Regions from separate parts of the Homo sapiens genome. Here region 2 is linked to region 1. A link is a contact called in ENCODE Hi-C or POLR2A ChIA-PET data. All regions are on one chromosome and are shown on one strand. The core of a region is the stretch at or near the end of the contact, and the rest is flanking DNA. Distances in the headings are between cores, read along the strand shown. Region 1 has its middle 150 kb from the start of PDE4D-AS1. Region 2 overlaps PDE4D (phosphodiesterase 4D).

What was found. Hi-C counts contacts between places; a loop is a spot of excess contacts on that map. ChIA-PET counts read pairs that join two places held with the same protein, here RNA polymerase II (POLR2A). Pooled maps may share reads with other maps.
Region 2: a pooled map shows a loop between it and region 1 (4-fold over the local background). The contact joins two enhancer-like sites. A Hi-C loop is called at or near these places in 3 of 168 maps with a recorded cell type or tissue (CD8-positive, alpha-beta T cell and naive thymus-derived CD4-positive, alpha-beta T cell) and 10 of 50 pooled maps. POLR2A ChIA-PET finds 5 or more read pairs at or near these places in 3 of 52 experiments (SK-N-SH, activated CD4-positive, alpha-beta T cell and activated T-cell).

What each region holds. Positions count from the first base shown.
Region 1 is chr5:58,884,150-58,890,500 of GRCh38, forward strand. No RefSeq gene overlaps it. Among named protein-coding and RNA genes, the nearest start is that of PDE4D-AS1, 150 kb to the right of the region's middle. Within about 2 kb of position 2,727, at least 7 of the 41 ENCODE cell types and tissues checked have a DNase peak (open chromatin) inside an H3K27ac peak, as active enhancers do.
Region 2 is chr5:59,096,554-59,102,904 of GRCh38, forward strand. All of the region lies in intron 5 of PDE4D (phosphodiesterase 4D), which reads right to left. Among named protein-coding and RNA genes, the nearest start is that of PDE4D-AS1, 60 kb to the left of the region's middle. Within about 2 kb of position 3,283, at least 5 of the 41 ENCODE cell types and tissues checked have a DNase peak (open chromatin) inside an H3K27ac peak, as active enhancers do.

The sequences.
Region 1 (6,351 bases), core at 1,477-3,976:
GGGTGAGATAAGGGTCCATTTTTATTCTTCTGCATGTTGATATCCAGTTTTATCAGCATCATTTATTGAAGAGTCTGTCATTTTTGCATTATGTGTTCTTGGCACCTTTGTCAAAAACCAGTTGACCATAGATGTGTGGTTTTATTTATAAACTCTCTATCCTATTTGATGTGTATGTTTTTATGCCAGTACCACACAGTTTCGATTACTATAGCTTTGTAATATACTTTGAAATCTGGTAGTGGCAGTATTATGCCTCCAGTTTTCCTCTTTTTGGTCAAGATTACTTGGCTATTTGGGATTTTTGTGGTTCCACATTAATTTTAGGTTTGTATTTTATATTTCTGTGAAGAATCACATTGGATTTTGATAGGGATTGCATTGAATCTATAGATCACCCTGGATAATAAGGACATTTTAACAATATTAATTCTATCTGTAAACACAGGAAATATTTCTATTTATTCGTGTCATCTTCAATTTTTTTAATCAATGTTTTACAGTTTTCATCACTTCCTTGCTTAAATTTACTCCTAAGCATTTTATTTATTTTGTGATGCTATTTTAAGTGGGATTGTTTTCTTAATTTCTTTTTCAGATCATTTGCTGTTGGTGTATAGAAATGCTGCTGATTTTTGTAAGTTGATTTTGTATCCTGCAATTTACTGAATTCATTTATCAATTCTAACAGTGTTTTTTTGGTGGAGTCGAGGATTTTCTATATATAACATTATATTTAGTGCAAACAGAGACAATTTCCCTTCATTCTTTCCTATTTTGATACCTTTTATTTCTTTCCCTTGCCTAATTTTTCTGGCTAGGATTTCCAGTACTGTGTTGAACAGAAATGGTAAGAGTGGGCATCCGTGTCTTGTTCCTGATCTTAGAGGAAAAGCTTTCAACTTTTCACCGATGAGTATGACATTAGCTGTGGGCTTGACATATATAGCCTATATTGTGTTGCGAAACATTCCTTTTACACCTGATTCGTTGAGAGCAAATTTGATGTTAATACCTCTCATTCCTACAGGGAACATTGTTTTCTTTTTTTCCAGTCTCTAAGATTGATCTTACATAACTTGACTTAAAAAATAATATTAATAATAATAAACCTGTAAAAGTAGATCACTTGGAAATTAGAAAAATAGAGTTGCTATTTGGTCTGCAGGAGGTCCTGAATCCAAACATTCTTCTCCTCTCATTAGCCCTGGCCTTAGTCTGCTCGTTAGTGGTTTCCAGAGAAACTCTACTTCTGACTTCTTGCCCTCACATTATCTAAAGATTAACCATGAAGAGTTACACTGACAAGACTATTTCTGACCCTGGCCTTTTGCTGCTTTTCCGAGGAGGCTAAGTGTGACTCAAATTAAGAAAGGGGAGAAAAACCCTTCTAAATAATGTGTGACCTATGTTATTAAACACATTCTGTAGGTTTTCACTATACACAACTAATATATATGGCCATGTGCACATGAGTGTTTTAACCCAAGGGACTGCAGAATATATCCCAATTTACTTTTGTTCTGATGGACTGCTCAGAAACTGGATATTGGGGGATTTCATTTTCAATTTGATAATCCCTATTGTGGATTCCAAGCCAGTTCCAGTCATCCCATTTCACACAAAATCTAAGAAATAGGCTCAATTTATCCATAGCTTGAAAGTAGAGTATGTGGTACATTATTCCACGAGGGCAGTCATCAACACCTGCTAATCATTACTGTATGTTTTCATATATTTTCTCTCACAACCCACCAGCACCTAATATTCTAGCTGGTAGGAGGCTTAAAATTCATCTGGTTAAATTCCTCTCTTTTATATATACAAAGAAACTGGATTCAGAAATGTGAAGTGTTGCCCAGGTCAGGCAGCTGCTAAAAGGCAAACCCAGTTGCCAACATAATTCTTTTTTGGCTCCCAAATGAGTGTACTTTCAAACCTCAGGAATCTAACTCTCCAAATAACAAGGGGGAAAAAAAACAGCTTCAGGTCTTTATTTAATAGAGGTCTTTCAAAAATCCAGAGGTCCATTACATTTGCCTAAAAAAAATAGTTATCTGTAGGAGGAAATAAAAAAGAATGTGCTATTTACATTTTAGATAGGAGGAAACTGAAGAATAGAAAATACTTCTAAGATTTTTGTGATAGTAACAAAATCAAGCATAGAGCTTTGTCAAAAGAGCTCACTTTGTAAAGTGAACCATCTTTGGACAGTAAATGTGGTAACAAGTAAAATGGTGATTCAAAAAGAAATCAAAGTGCTAGTTGCGGAATTGGTTGAGCGCCCTCTGTTTCAGGCCAAGCGACTGAGGCAGTGATTTCGGCAGATCAGGGCTCTCTGCATGGCTGAGGAGGAGAGGACAGGGCCAGGAGCATGGGCCTGGAATACGGCTCTTCAGTCAGATCCTGCGCCATAACTCCCAATCTGTGTGATCTTGGCAATTTAGGGAGCTACATCTCCTCATTTGTAAAATGTGGAAACAATTATACCACTTCATGTGGTTATTATGAAACTTGGGATCTGGTATGCAATAAGTTTTCTCATTTTCATTATCAACAAAAGAGTCTAAGCACAGATCTATGAGTTCACACAGGGCCTGTCTTAGCAGTTACCTCTTTCGAAATTTGGTGGATGGGAAATGAAAAACGCGTGCTCAGAACAGCCACTAGAGGGAGCTCTCAGGTCACCCTGGCATGGTGGAGGCCGGGCGCCCCGGCAGCCCAGATACATACCCAGGCATTCCCACCTGGTACCAGCAAGCACAGGACCTTACAGGAAACCCAACACCCTAAGGCTGAGGCCCACGGATTTGCAGATCAGATCTCCTCCTTAAGCTGAGGTTTCTGTGGGAAGGCACTTTTCAAGTAGCCTGAAACTGCTGTTCTTCACTGTGTTCAGAACTCAGTTGTGGAGTGTCTCTGACAATAGACTGAGATACTTAAACAGGAAGGAGACTGTGTGTGTGTCCATCTACTCCCGATGATAGATAAATAGATAGATAGGTAGGTAGATAGGTAGATAGATAGATAGATGACAGATAGATAGATGACAGATAGATAGATAGATAGATAGATAGATAAACAGAAGATAGCAGAGTCACAGTTGCCCCTTTATAAATGTAACCACAACTGTGCATTTCTAAGTGGGGACAAAATGGAGGGAGCTGTGGGGACTGTGGACACTCTGGGAGCCTGACCCACTGTGTGTTCTTTTAGAATTGCAGGGCCTGGGGCTGGGGCAGGGAGGGCACTGCCAATCTCTAAGTGGCACAGCACCTACAGCCTGCCTGGGTTCATTTCAGGCAAAATGTGTGTGTTCTCTTTAGGGTGAGGCAAGAGCCAAGCGCCCCAGGCCAAGGATGGAGGATGTGCTTGCCCTCATCCCAAGCCCATGTCTCTGCCCCACTGCGCCAACATCACCCCCCACCGCCCTGCTCAGGCATAACCTTCATGGTCCCTCTCTTCTCCTTACCAAATCTAAAATGCTGAGAAAGAATCTGATTTCCTTGTTTACTCCTCAGGTTGATTTAGCACTTACATCTTAAAACCTAGCCGTAATTTTTGATTTACAGGCTTTGTTTTTGCTGACTCCTTTCAACTCTCACCTTCCAGCATCTTCAACTGTCACCCCAAGCCCAGAACAGTCATCATCATCAGACTGAAGTGTCTTACCCATTGCTTCTGTGAACTTCTAAGAGCAAAAGTATGGGGAGTTTCTTCACTGAAGACGCTCTCCCTGACTTCCTGTTCTCCTCACATCCTGTCACTAAGCTCCTGGCTTCATCGGGTCAGTTCTGACTTGCAGGGGTGAAGAGAGACTGGTAGAGGCAGAGGGAGGTCACATGCTGGCTCCCAGGTCAGGGTGCAAAGCAGTCTGCAGCCTCGGAGAGAGGCTGTCTGTTGTCATTTCTCTCTGTAAGGGTCCAGGCCTTGCCATGAGGGTGAAGGTCACCCCAAAAGTCCACTGCAGTTTTCCATCCTCTAATCTGAAGCCAGACCTTTGTTCTGGCCCCTTCAGCTCTGAAGCGGCTGAACCATTTCCCTGCTGGCCTCATGTCCAAGCTCTTTGACTTTTGGGTGCAAATGATGTCTGGACAGCTGCTGGCCTTAACTTGGCGGCTGGACCTCTGGGCTCTGCTCTCGGGAAGTCTGACTCACTTTGCTGGGGTTATGCCCTCCCTGTTTCTTTCCATCTCCTCTCCCCTTTTTTCCTTTTGGGCTCAGACACTGGGCGGCCCCCAGCCCCTCTTGCTCAACCTACAGACCTCTTCAACCTCTTTTTGCCTTAGAAAAATCAGTTTTGTAAAATCCATTAACGTCCTAACAAGAATTCCAAGTCACAAGCATTCCCATTAGGGTGCCCACCTCCCAGTCATTTCTCCCCTTCCCCACCTCCCTCTGTGGGGATTTGTAGTAGAAATGCGTAGAAGAAATGCTTGTGGAAGGAACTATCATCTTTCCCTGTGAAGTCCTGAAGATCTCCCCTTAATGTTTCGAAAATAGTGGAGCCTACAATTGCTCTTTGAGTTGGGGGCATTGTTGGCCATTTGCTTGTTTTTCAACTACAAGAGCCTTTTCCCTCCTTCAAAAACCAACCACACACACAAAAACCCACATGAGCCATCCTGTCTTGGATATGCATCCCTGGGGTTAGCCCAGTGCTGGTTTTTATGTGTCTGCAAAATTCCTCCATTACCCACCCTAAATTGTCACCTCATTTCTTGCCAGTCTGGATCTACACACTGAGACCAGGAGACCATAAAAAAAGAGAGAGAGAGAGAAAGGAAGAAAGAGAAAGAAAGAAACAGAGAGAGAAGAAAAGAAGGAAAGAAAGAAAGAAGAAAGAAAGAAAGAGAGAAAGAAAGAAAGAAAGAAAGAAAGAAAGAAAGAAAGAAAGAAAGAAAGAAAGAAAGGAAGGAAGGAAGGAAGGAAGGAAGGAAGGAAGGAAGGAAGGAAGGAAGGAAGAAAGGAAGGAAGAAAGAAAGAGAAAAGCACATACATACAGCAAAGAGGAATTGATTGTGTTTGCTTCTTGCCTCAGGGATAGTTTGTTGCCATTGATTTCAGGTCATCTGGAATATACAATTTTGCCAGTCCTTTAACCACAGTTTTAGTAAATAGGATAATTAATTGAGCAGATTTTAAAAACAAAGTTCTATGAGAGATCTCTCCATGGTAGCCCCCAAATCCAGTGCTCTGTCTTCTCTCAATGCTACAATGACTCTCCACTGTGCTCAAATGTATGCCATTTGTGCATCCACTTCTGGCCTCTAACAGGAGGTGAATAATTTTGCTGAGAGACTGGAGAGTTGTAGAGAATTAGAGATAATTTCTCTGCTCCTGTGCTCTGTGTACACAAACACAAGCTGGACACAGGCCCGTGGGAATAAACCCCGGGTGCAGGCAGTATTTCCTGAAACCTAAGACACTGCATGCTGGACTCACTAAACCTTAAGGATGGAGGCAGTGTGGTTAAACACCTCCAGTTTTCAGATAAATAGACAGGTCTGTGATCTTCTGGAAGCAGAGCAGAAGATGGAAGCTTGGACTCTGGCACTGAGTTGCCTGGATTGGAATCTGACCTCTTTAATTCCTGGCTGCTCTGCAACCTTAGGTATAGTGCCTAACCATTCTGTGCTCAGCTTCTCTATCTGTGAGATACAGATAATTATAGGCTGGATGCAGCGGCTCATGCCTGTAATCCCAGCACTTTGGGAGACCGAGGCCGGCAGATCACCTGAGGTCAGGAGTTTGAGACCAGCTTGCCCGACATGGTGAAACCCCACCTGTACTAAAAATACAAAAATTAACCAGGCTTAGTGGCGTGTGCCTATAAGCCCAGTTACTCGGGAGGCTGAGGCAGGAGAATCGCTTGAACCCGTGAGGCAGAGGTTGCAGTGAGCCAAGATCCTACCACTGCACTCCAACCTGCGTGACAGCGAGACTCCCTCTCAAAAAAAAAAAAAAAAAAAAAGAGAGAGAGATAATTGTAGCATTTGCCTCATAGGGTTAGTTGACCAAGCAAGTTGATACATTTACAGCACCTGGGTGAGCCCCGTGCTGAGCCTGTGGTTGCTCCTTGATAAATAGACCATGGATGAATGAATGAATAATTCAACAGGGACTGGTGTACCCACTTCGCAGATCAAGAAATGAGGCTAGAGAAGTTATGGGGTGCACCCAAGGCTACAAAACTAGTGAGAGGTGACATGAGGCCCCAAAAGCAGCTCCTGGCCCCCTGCCACCACATCACATGGTCACCCCATTGCTGATGACCCCGGTAAAGCTCAGCAAGCCAAGGTGCGGTCACCTCGGTCCTGTCCTGCCTCCGACACTCAGCGAATGACCTGT
Region 2 (6,351 bases), core at 2,033-4,532, 210 kb after region 1:
CTACTAGAAAGAGATGCTCTCTTTTTTTGTTGGACATAAAAAACCTGGAAAGGTATGGCACTAGATTGCAGACATTGGTCTGTCTCATGTGGATAGAGCAGAGAATGAAGCCAAAAATGGAGAGTTCTTCTGATATCAGGCATCAGGGAGAAAACAAAACAAAAAACAAACAAAAGAATAAAAATGGAGAGTTCAGATACAGGACCCATAGACAGAGAAACTAAATCCTCATGAAGTGTTCTAATTGAAACAGTATCTATGGTCTACCTAAACCTCATGGGAACCACATTAAATGGCGGATAAAGCCATTAATATACTATACATAGAAGAGATACATCCACAAGGACATCTTACCAAGTGTGGACACAAGTGTGTAACAACCACTTATTGGTGTATAATATTATAATCCACAACATCAGATTTTACTCTTTAAATTCACTAGGGAGTATTCTCAAAGGAATGGAAGAAACAAAGCTGGCTATCAGTGAGGGGCATTATGTGGGTAAATATAAGTAGAAACTTCAAAATAAATTTCTTAAAAGCAATTTTCACTTTCTGAAAGTTTATATGGAATTGGCAAATGACAAGGATTGTGATCATTGATACATGCAAGTCAACAAGCAAAACTAACCAAAGAGACAAACAGACACATGAATAATGAGGCAGTTCTGATGACCAAAAAACACAACTTTACAAGACTGTTTGGGTAATTTATTTTGACTGGTAATACATCATGTCAGTTTATTTTATTTAAGCCACAGCAACGTTTGTCTTCCTGACGATAGTTATTGCATTCCAGAGAAGTACAATACGAAGTTTCAGACTAGTGCTGGGCTTAGTCACACAGAGAACTGCAGTAGGTTTTCTAAGCCCCTGCTCACTGTATTTCACAAAAATCTCATCCCTTCTACCCTCCACTCTCTAAACACACATCCAAGCAAATCACACCAAGGCATAATCATTGAAGAACACCATAACTTGCCAATTAAAATTTGGCAAACAGAAACATTGAAGCAAAACTGAAAAAAGAATCATGTAATTAACTTAGAAGAAAGCTTTTTTCTTAAATATTATTTTTCTTCCCATTCAGCATGCACAAGAAGCAAACTTTGAGCACTAACGTGTTCCTTTTTAGCCTTTGCCTGTTTGTTTCAAAGACAAGAGGAGAAGAGTCTGCTTAAAAGCCAAATACACTGATAAATGTTTACTGATAAAATCTTCCAGATGGGACTACTTTCAAGGAAGGTCAATTACAAGCCTTGTGTCTCTCCTTTTAATGATATCCTTTAATGATCCCCTTCCTCTCCTAGAAAATTAAGTCACAAAAACATCTTAGGCTGAGAGTGACCCAGTAATCCTCATAATCACATTGCAATGACAGACAAGAAGATCAAAGTACAGGTGCAGTGAGAAATAGGGTTTTACATCCTATTATAAAATGTGAACTTGCCATTAACCAAAGATCAAATGTACCTTTAACTCCCAAATTCCCAACTTCCAATATTTTTTAAATTCTGTGGTTTTCTGGATTAATAAACTTTCTCTAATATAATATTCCCCCTCCCAATTTTTGTACTAAACATTGGTGGTTTTTTCTTCACATATGGTGATTATGTTTTCATATATCCAATAACTAAATAATTTTAGAAATTTGGTAAATTGTGTTGAAACTCTAATAGCACTAAGAAGTTCCCAAGCTAGTTGGTAAGCTATTGTCTCCAATACTGCAAAGAGAAAACCTAGCAATGGAAATTACATAAAGATAATCTGATGCTAATATGTTAGTTAGAAAGTGAATTAGGCATCTAGTAATGGCTTCAATAAGAAAGAGGTTTATTTTTATCTCATATTAAGAAAATGTAGCCTGGGCATGTTGGCTCATGCCTTTAATCCCAGCACTTTGGGAAGCCAAGGCAAGAGGATCACTTGAGTACATGAGTTTGAGACCAGCCTGGGTAACATAGTGAGACCTCATCTCTACAAAAAATTAAAAAAAAAAAAATTGCTGGGTATGGTGGCATGCACCTGTGGTTCCAGCTACTCGTGAGGCTGAAGTGGGAGAATTGCTTGAGTGCAGGAGGCTAAGGCTGCAGTAAGCCCTGATCACACCACTACACTCCAGCCTGGGTGACAGAGAAAGACTCAAAAAAAAAAAAAAAAAAAAGAGGAAAGGAAAAAGAAAAGTAAAGAAAATAATCTAGAAACAGGTCAAGGTTGGAATGGTGACACCATGTTTATCAGGGACCTAGGTTCCTATTATCTTTCTGATCCACCATCCGTAACACATGGCTTCCATTCTCAATTCTGCCATTTAGGTTACAAGATGGCTACTGATGCTCCAGCCAGCACCAGCACCAAATCACTACTACACAAACGGGAGGAGGAGTAAAAGTGAGTGCTTCTAGGCAGGAGCTCCCTCTGCTAACATGTAGTTGGCTGCATCAATCTCTTAGAAAGCCTGAGAAATGCAATCTTTTGACTAGGCAGATGTCACCCAATATAATTAAGATTCAGTCAGTCATCTTTATTATATTGGTTACTAAATGAACAAATCTGTAAGGATATTCAGTCAGCACCAGCAGTCTTTGTCACACCATAGAATTTCTCAATCCTGGATGGAATTTGGTCTAATCCCTTACTTACAGAAAGGGAAATGGAGAGCAGAAAGATTAAGAAATTTCCCCCAAAGGACACAACTGGTTAGCCAAAGAACTAGGTGCAGAATTCAGATCCTTGATCTATCAGTAAAGATCCGGTTCTTTACTGGAGCAAACTTCAGTGAGGTCAGCCCAGGAAATTCAGCTAACCAACATGAACAAATAACACATCTTACTACCTGGGTCAGACCCTGTGACTCACACTTCAGGCTTTACAGTCATAACTGCTCATATGCTGTAACATCCACCCTCTTTGGTTATAAAGTGAGAATCACCATATTCACCACAAGTCATGTACATGTTTACATGGCCACTAAATAACCAACAAAATGAGAGATGCGCCGCAAAATGTGACAGTACGAGTTACTGTTTGTAAAAGAGCAGAATGTTCCACACTCATGGGTAAAAATTGGTACTTGAACTTCATGAGTGACTCTAGATCTTTTATGGTGGTGGCTTTTTAAATACAGACAAACACATGATTATGGTATCTCCTGAAACTGACATTCTCAAAATAACATCCACTATTATACAAAGGAAGTTTGAATGTTTTGAGGCTTTTTTGCTTTTAAGCCATTGCTCTTACCTCTTATCTCTTCTTCGATTATGGCCATCACTTACTTCCTCAGACTCCACCCAGCTGCATTCTCAACAAACCACAGTCCAGGATGAGAACTTCTATAATGCATATGCTTCCTTCAGCACTTTGAGATACATTATTAGGCCCTGCTCTCATGTTTTACTTCTTTTATGTTCCAAGCTTCTTGAGGGCAGGGCCAATACTTTCTTTATTTTCCATAACACCCCTCATATGAAAAAGATTCTAGCATTCTTTCACAATGTCATGCTTAGAACATTCCAATATTTTTCCAACCTATCTCCCAAACTGCTTCCCATGGTTCCACTGATTCTCTTCTTTCACCCCTACTCACAACACAGGGTACCCGAGTGATTGCTCCAAAATACAGAACACAGCAAGCCACATTTCTACATCTTTGGCGGTGCGCCACTGTCTATAAACTTTTTAATAAGGTCGCCCTAACTTGCTTTCTCACATAGTCTTATTCCTTGCCATTTCCTCTGTTTGCGCCCTACATACTGTAAGTTACTCCGAAACATTCATCTTTTTCTACATGCCTGTGACTTTGTACATGTAGTTCCCTTTGTCTGAAATGCCCTTTCTTCTTTCGTTTATGGAGATTCCAAATGGTCTCCAAGGTATATGTCAATTATTATCCATGAAAGGTTTTGCTATATATATCCAGTATTTTCTGGGGGATGGGGAAGCTTAAACAAAAAAAACTTGAACATTACTCTACACACAGTCCATTATGACATCTTAGTCTATTTGGAAAACTCCACTCGTGTAGAAATTGTGTTTATTTCAGTTGACTGTGAATACAGGTTCTGATGCACAGGAGCTACTCAATAGTTTGCTGAATGAATGAATGTCAGTTTTCCTAAACAGACTTGAATGATTTTCTTGAGAGTCTAACTGCTTGTCATACTACATCTTGTCTCATTTGATTCTAGATCCACAGAAGCTAGCACAGTACTTAGATGTAAAAATTGTTATATCTCTTTTGTTTTTCCAGTTAATCACTGGAGACCAGGGCTGCCCTTTCAATAGGAAATCTAATATCTCTCTTTTTGAAAACTACCCCTCTTTCAAATAACCCAAGAACCTCAGGGATTATTCAGTCTAAAGCAGAGTCGTGCTTCTAAACTTCAGGTGTAGAGAGGACGGCAATTGGTATGAAGGCTTCTGCCACTGCCATGTGGTATCACAGTGAACAATGGTCCTGTCCAGACCTGTGTCCTTGCTGGTTTGGGTCTCCATGCCCAGCCTTGGACTCCAAGAGTTTGGCTCTTTGATTTAACTCATTTAGTAAAGATCAGCCCTCACTCAACAATCTAAGATGCTCTTCTTGAGCAGGCAGCTTAGGTTTCCCCTTCCTCTACACAGATACATTAATCCCTCTAGGGCCCGCCGTATCAGCATTCTCTCCCGACAATACACCATGGGACTGCCCTTTTTCATCCATTCTCATGGGTTTCCTCAGTACTTCTAATTGTGGGACAAAGTGAGAAAGTCTCTTTTCTCCTGGTAGACTCCTGAATTCTTAGGTAGTTTGGTCCACGCTATCCTCAAACTGTACCAAGAGGAGGGGTAGCTTTTAATAAGAAGGGGGAAATTTTGTCACACTCTTTCTCCAAAGAAAAAGATGACAGGCCTTATGTTTATATAGCTAAGGGAATCCACTTAATGATTTTTCCAAAAATAATAAATACAAAAACCCCTAGCAGGTTTTCCAATAGTAGAGTTAGAAGTGGACAGTCAGATAGAATTTCTGCCTCTCCAGTCACCCTCTTACATAGGCATGGTAATATTTATTGAAATTCACTATAAAGGCAAAACTGGATGAGGACAATTGAGAAACTCTTGTCCTAAATATCTTTTCCTGACTGGCCAAGGAAACAGTGAGTCTAATAATCAACTTTTTTTTTTTTTTAAGTGCATAGCCCTACCAGTCCAATAAGACAAAAAAGATTCATTCCAAAGGAAAGATCTGGCATTTCAGGGTCACATTTAAGTAGGAGAGGATGCATACAATAATAAGATATTTCAATTAGACGACAAAGTCAGCCATAGGACACAGTACCAGTAGTGTCTTTTCCACTAAGAATTGGGGAAGGGAGGCTTAAAATTCACCTTATGTTTGTTTAACAAACATACCAGGGAATCCTTCCTTCAACTGTGCCCATCGAGTTGAGCTACACACATACAACATAATCCAGGGGAGACTGCCCCAAACTGAGGCTTTATTTACTAATTTGCAGTACCTCTGAAACTGTTAATTTTTTCCCTACTTTTTTTTTTTTTTTTTTTTTTGAGACAGACTTTTGCTCTTGTTGCCCAGGCTGGAGTGCAATGGTATGATCTCGGCTTACCACAACCTCCGCCTCTTGGGTTCAAGCGATTCTCCTGCCTCAGCCTCCCAAGTAGCTGGGATTACAGGCATGTGCCACTACTCCTGGCTAATTTTTTATTTTTAGTAGAGATGGGGTTTCTCCATGTTGGTCAGGCTGGTCTCAAACTCCCGACCTCAGGTGATCTGCACGCCTCGGCCTCCCAAAGTGCTGGGGTTACAGGCATGAGCCATCGCGCCTGGCCCCTACATTTTTAATGCCTCTAAAATCCAGACATGTTTTTATAATCAATGGCACCTTGGACTTGATGAAATAAAGTAATCAAATAGTTTTAATAAATCAAATACCTTTAAAAATATAAACAATTTAAAAATTGTTCTAAGACCCAGGTTCCAACCTCAGGATCTGGATATGACCATAATGCTATATTAGCATATTAAAGCAGAGACACAGACAATAGCGGTAACCCTTCAAAGGGGAAAAAGCCTGTCAGCTGAAGATGATAGAGGAACCCAGTGCTTCTCAAAGGGGGTTCCCCATCCAGCAGTTCATCAGCATCAGCATCACTTGGGAACTTATAAGAAGGAAAATTCTCAGGACCCACCCCAGAAGTACTGAATCAGAATTTGTGGGGCATAGGGCTCTGTAATCTGTGTTTTAACAAGGGCATGGGTTTGAGAACCACTCATATGGTAGCTAAATAAAGAAGACACTTGGTCAGTATATACTTGGCATGCCTGGGGAGGGGGAGCATAACACTTAA